Linked DNA regions of Homo sapiens: region 2 is linked to region 1. Evidence: chromatin loops called from intact Hi-C (ENCODE). Cell type or tissue: ascending aorta. All regions are shown on one strand. Links, peaks and the distances in the headings refer to the core of each region. The heading gives the core; the rest is flanking DNA.

Region 1 (2,900 bases), core at 144-2,643:
GGGACAGCAATGCCTTACTCCAATCTGAGCTCCCCAAAGGCTCTGACAAGTGGAGGCGCCAGCAGGGTCCAGCCTGGGGACCCAAGGGCTGGAGGTTCTTCCTACAGAAAAAGGGAAAGCAATGGGGGAAACCCAAATTAAAGTGACCACCGCATCATGGGCTCGGACTGCATCAGAACCCAGTGATGTCCCTGGCTGTATCCATGCCCGCCAGCCTCCCCTAGGTCTACAGCGGATCAGGCAGGATAACCCTGGAGACCTCCTCCAAGCCCACAGCCCGCCCCACCCTTAGGGCCTGCAAATATTACCGCCACAGAGCCTTGTCCCTTTTTCACAGATGGGGAAACTGAGGCATGCGGAGCAAATTACGGTGCTTTTTCAAACCAGGTTGAAGTTCACTTCTCCAGCCACAATTTTGCACTTTTTTTACAGCTTTATTACATTTCCGATTTCTCCAGATACACAATTGCTATTGCAAAGTGAATTTTAAACACCTCGGAAGGACTGAACTCAAAATGAGATGAGGGCAGTCTGGACGTCCAATAAGGCTGTCTTGACCGCAAGAAGAGGATGGGTGCCCCCCACCTCCAGCTTATCCCCCACCCCCTCCCCGGGGACGTTCAGGTTCGGTCGCTTCCCTTCCCTCAAGCCGCTTCCACCGCAACCCGAGGGCGGGGGGCGCAGCAGCGCGGCCCCGGGATCGCCGGGCGGGTTCCGAGGTCCCGGGGCTGAGACGGGCGCCGGGGGCTCGGGGACCCTCCCCGGCCGCTGAGGTGGCTGCGGCCGCGCGCCCAGCTCGGGGGCCGGGAACTTCTGGCGGCGCGGACCCCGCCGCCCCCGCCGCCCCAGCCACCGGGCGTGTGTGCAGCTCGGGCTTCCCTTTCTTTGCCTCGCCGCGAGTCGGGCGCGACCCCGAGGCGGCTCGGCCACTCACCATATTACAGATGGAGGCGATGTTTCGGACAGTCATTAGTCTAAAGGTTGCAGCGATCCCTCACCGCCATCTTTACAAGGGGAAACCGGGACTGCCCATGGTGGCGCGCTGGCGGGGAGGCCGGGCGGCAGCGCGGCGGCCTGGGGTCCGGCTTTCAGTTTGGCTGGGAGAGGGAGGCCGGGAGGAGGAGGCGGCGGCGCGGGGAGGGCGGGGAGGGAGCGCGGAGGGGCGGGGAGTGGCGGAGCGAGGGAGCCTGGGCCGCGGCCGGCGGCGCGGGGAGGAGGGGCGGCCCGGGCGCGCCGCGTGAGTCCGAGCCGGCCGCTCAGAGCGCTCCAGGCTGGGTTCCCGGGCCCCGCCGCGCCGCCTCCTTCCCAGCTCGCCCGCCCAGGCCTGGCCTCCTGCTTTTCCATTTGATTCCCTGCCTCTTTCTATTCGGACTGGAATGCCGGGCCAGGCTCCGGGGCGCGCCGCTGCGGCAGCCGCACCTCGCAGGTCCCCCGGCCGACCCCGACGCGGAAGCGGCGGCCCTCCTCGCCGTCGGGGAGCCAGGGAGCCGGGGACGGTACGGTGCGCGGGGTGGGGAAGCGGGCGGCCCAGGCCGGGGCGAACCCGGGGCCGCCTTCCGTCCTCGCTTTTTCCTCGTCGCCTTCCTCCTGGCGGGCCTCGGCAGCCCCCGGTGTTTATTTTTTGGCGAGGGGTAGGGGTGGCGACGTCCAACTTTTAGTTCCTCCCGAGGGTTCCAACCAGATGGCACCGGCGGGGACCCAAGAAGTAAAATGGGGCGAGGACACCGGAGCGGTCAGAGAGCCCTCGCCAGCTGCGGGCCGGGCGCCCGAGAAAGGGCGCCGGGAAGGGGGAGGAATCCGGGTCTGGGCGGAGGCCAGCAGCGGCGCGCTCGGGCGGCTTGTGACATTAGCGGGTCCAAAGGAGACGTCCCGGTTCCGCGCAAGCACTAGGGACTGTCCAAGGAGTGGAAAGAACGAAAACAAAACTTTTCCATATCTTCAAGGCAGGCATACCCCTCTCGGGTGCACCCAGCCTCTAGTTGTTGAGATGGGCGCTGTATGGGATCATGCACATTTCCCGCATTAAAGGTCGTGGCTGCGGGCTCAGAGCGCGAGTCTGTGCACCACTTAGCAGATAGGTCCACGCGAATTGAAGGGGCCCGTTTCTGAATGTGTGGAACAGTTACACATACAAGGTTGCAATTCGATGCTTTCAAAGGAGAAATTGTACAAGTGAGATGCGTGATAAATTCTTAGATCAGTGTATTTAATGACAAATTGAATCAGAAGAAAAATTAGTTGAAGATAGCTTTTATCTAACCAAGAGTAAAGATTTGAGAGCCGTTGATTGCTAATATCCCTAGAATCTGGGGAGGAAACAGTAAGACAGACTTGTTGACTGAAGGTTTTGGGAGTCATGTCACTGTGTTTTCCAGTGGACATGAGAAATAATATTCCTGCTTAAGTCTTTCAACCTAAATATTATTTCCAAATACATCCTGATGATAATTTCTTCCATTGTAAGTCATGACTGATTTTCTTCTCTCTCTCTCTGTTTTTTAAGAGACAGGTTCTCGCTATGTTGCCCAGCCTGAGGCTGGGCAGCCCCGAGTCATCCCAAACTCCTGGGCTCCAGCAATCATCCCACCTTGGCCTCCCAAAGCGCTGGGACAACAGGCGTGAACCACTGCACCCAATGTTTACATTCCTGATCTCCTTTAATCGCCACCATAACTATCAGCTGGTACATGCTATTATCTCCTTTTTTGCAGATCAGTCACATAAGGCTTAGAGGATCAAGGATCCTGCCCAGATGACTTACCGAAATGTTACAGATTAAGTTGGTGTGGTAACCTGGGCTGAGCACTCTGGGAGAGGAAGAGAAGAGAGAAGACAGGAAACAACTGAACTATGACCAATCCCAGCACGGAGGCCCAGAAAACTTTAAGATTTGAGTATTA
Region 2 (2,840 bases), core at 1-2,500, 620 kb before region 1:
ACGGATCAGACTGCCCCACTTATGTGTAAAGCAAAAATAGAACCAGATGGAAAAACAATCATCTGAAACAGAAGCTGATAACTTAGGCGGGAAATGAGGAAAGCCAAGGCACAATTTAAATACCAACTCCAAGAAGTTTTGTCTCCTTTCAGTTTCACTCATTCCTCTATGTTTTATTTTACTGTTACAAATCTGCAGCCTGCCTATTGTCTTTAGCTGATTTTTTCTGCATGTATTTGGCTGTATGACTTTAAGCTCCTTGAAGAGAGATTTTACGTCTTTTATCTTCAGAATGAGCCCTCCAGTGACATATATCTAATAGGTCTCTAAAAAGTTAATTATCTAAGAAAATCGTTCCAAAGGTCAAAACTTGACTCATTTTTTTCAACAATGTTTTAGAATGAGACTTTTTAAAGAGAAACTACTATAATTGTTCAAAGGAAAAGTAAGTTAGGTAAGGGGGAAAGTTACTGAAAATTATCTGTATTACAATAAATCACCCTAGCGATTACGTGTATGTATATATTAACACACACACATATGCATGTACATGTATGCATACGTATAACTAGATTTTGGGGGGATGAGGAGCCTTTTAAACCATTCTAAGTTACAAGTTTACAATGCAGGTCAGGAAATCTTGGATAAATCATTTTTAAAAGTGAACAGGAGATAGTTTTAGACTGGTGACTAAATCTTCAAAAACCAAAGCGTGAGGGGAAATCTGGGATGTCTGCATATTGGAGATGGCAGAAACAAAAAACAAAGATGGCAAGCTGACACCGGGGCAACAGCTGACCCGTTTCTTGTAAGAGGAGCCTTCTCGCTGGGGCTGCGGTTATTTTTATCCAAATCTCTGCTGGCGGCTGAACGGGGTACGTCCCTGGCACGTCCCAGCGCAGGCTTCCAGGCTGGCTCGACCGCCTCCCAGGCTCTCCGGAAGGAGACCCCTCCTCACCCCCTCCGAGGATCAGCCAGGCCGGGCCGAGCCCGAGGCCGCCCCTGGCTCCTGGTCCCTAGCTTGTGCCAGCATCCTCGGCGGGGCACAGCTCCTCCCGCCCCGCCCCGCCCCGATCGGCCCCGCCGAACCCAGACCCTGCGGCCCGCGCCCCCCGCACCCCCGGCCAGGGCTCCCGCGGGCCCAGCCGGCAGGACGCGGCCTCCCCCGCTCCTCCAGCCCGCGGCCGCGGCGGTACTCACAGACCTGTTCTGCAGCCGCCGCCGCCGCTGCCGCCATCTTCCCGCGCCCGCCGCCGCCGAGCTCCCCGCCCGACTGTGCCCGCCCCTCCGCGACCGCACCCTGCGCGCCTGCGCTTGCGCCCTGGCGGGGACTGGGGGCACCCGCTGCTCACACCCTCCCCTCCCCAGCCCGCATCCCTGACGACCCGCATCCCAGCCCTGCGGGCTCAGGCTCTGCGGCGGCCCCTGCACCTAGGACCTTGGCCTGGGGCGCGTTGTATTGCACAGGGGCCAGAAGGGGCCTATGGGGATTCCGCTCCACCCCGGGCCGCCTGCAGATTCCTCAGAAAGGGCACCCTCAAAAATCGAGGACGCTTCTCCCCTTCCCCTTTGTTCCCCATCGCTGAAAGATCGGTGCCATCCGGAGCTGTGAGGCTCTCTTTGTTTCTCGGACCAAGGTCTCCTTGGCTAGGGTGGGAGGGGCCGATATCGAGACCACAAGTGGACGCGGACCGGCGTGGTGACTGCGTGGGCAGAAGTGAACGAGTGGTCACTTAGGTGGCTGGAGTCTTGAAGACTGAGAGTCCTCAAGGAGGACGTTGAATCCTTCGGGCTGCTTGACTTCGGAGGCCTATGAAGTCTGATGTTTTTATCCTGCGATACTGGGGATGGATTTTTCATTTAGTGTTGGAGATAGTGTTACCATGTATATCCTCGGGAACCTAATTGAACGGACATTTACTGAACACCGGGAAGCCACTCAAATGTACGAGTTACTTGAGTAGACATTCATTGTTCCCTGTTGTAGATATAATCCAATAATTATTTTAGCTGAAAAAAAATGCAGTGAAGTCAATAGCAACTGTTCCTCATGTAGCTGAATCACTTCTAATAAGCACCTTTGGGCCCTAGTACTGTCTAATTCAGTGGGAGTCAGTACCTAGCTGGTCATCAGTCTCTCTGCATTTCTTTTTTCCTAAATGCTGGAACCACTTGACTCATATCTCTAGACTCACTCCTCTCTGAGTCTGTGGGACAAACATGCATTTTAGGCAGGAAAATTCTAAGTTAAAGCCCAATGATGCAGGAGTCAGCAGTAAGGCTCTGTGTTAATATTCTGCCTGTGGTCTCATTGATCAATTTGCACAACTGGGCTTTTAACTGATTCTGAGTTCCTATCTTCTAGTCCTTAATTCCTAAGCTTTGCGTTTTTCTCTCTGCTGGGAAAGTTCTTCTTCCCTGGCACGCGCACTCTTATTCATCCTTCAAGAACTATTCTATTCAAACGTCATATTTTCTCTAAAGGCTTCAGAGGCTCCCACAGATCTGTTCCTTAACTGTGTGCCTAGCCTTTTCTAGCACTTCAGATTGCATTGTATTTTTATCTTGTCTACCTGCTGATTTCATTCAAAAGATGGTGTGTTCTATCTGGAAGGTAGGTGTCTTACTCATCGTTTAATCTCCAATGTCTAGCACAGTAATTAAACTTAATAGATATCTTAGAAATCTGCCCAGTATCCCAATTTCTAAGCCCTGACTTGATTTTGCCAACCTCCCTCCCACTTAGGTGGTGAGATACCTGGTAGCCAATTTTCCTGAAACCAAATGCTCCTTTGGCTATTTGAATATCACCTTCTCTTGGATTCTTTCCTCATCGCTGA

The links. Peaks named below come from ENCODE experiments on the same cell type or tissue, not always from the same donor. Only the 100,000 strongest peaks of a DNase experiment are listed, where the experiment ranks them.
Region 2: it touches region 1 in a loop (2.5-fold over the local background); 2 of 110 quality-filtered maps call a loop at or near these places.

The regions. Positions count from the first base shown.
Region 1 is chr4:52,658,181-52,661,080 of GRCh38, forward strand. USP46 (ubiquitin specific peptidase 46) reads right to left here and starts at 1,121. Exons shown (of 9, transcript NM_022832.4): 1 at 935-1,121. The coding sequence starts at 970. It overlaps USP46-DT (USP46 divergent transcript), which reads left to right and starts at 1,226. Exons shown (of 2, transcript NR_125363.1): 1 at 1,226-1,496; 2 at 2,712-2,900. RefSeq lists silencers at 575-1,094, 1,105-1,534. In ascending aorta, for the core only: no CTCF peak of the experiment used is centred there; DNase peaks (open chromatin) are centred at 718, 1,211 and 1,811; H3K4me3 peaks cover 2,274 bases; H3K27ac peaks cover 2,180 bases.
Region 2 is chr4:52,037,023-52,039,862 of GRCh38, forward strand. It overlaps SGCB (sarcoglycan beta), which reads right to left and starts at 1,277. Exons shown (of 6, transcript NM_000232.5): 1 at 1,205-1,277. The coding sequence starts at 1,237. RefSeq lists an enhancer at 690-809 and a silencer at 1,050-1,489. In ascending aorta, for the core only: no CTCF peak of the experiment used is centred there; DNase peaks (open chromatin) are centred at 1,329 and 1,639; H3K4me3 peaks cover 2,202 bases; H3K27ac peaks cover 1,848 bases.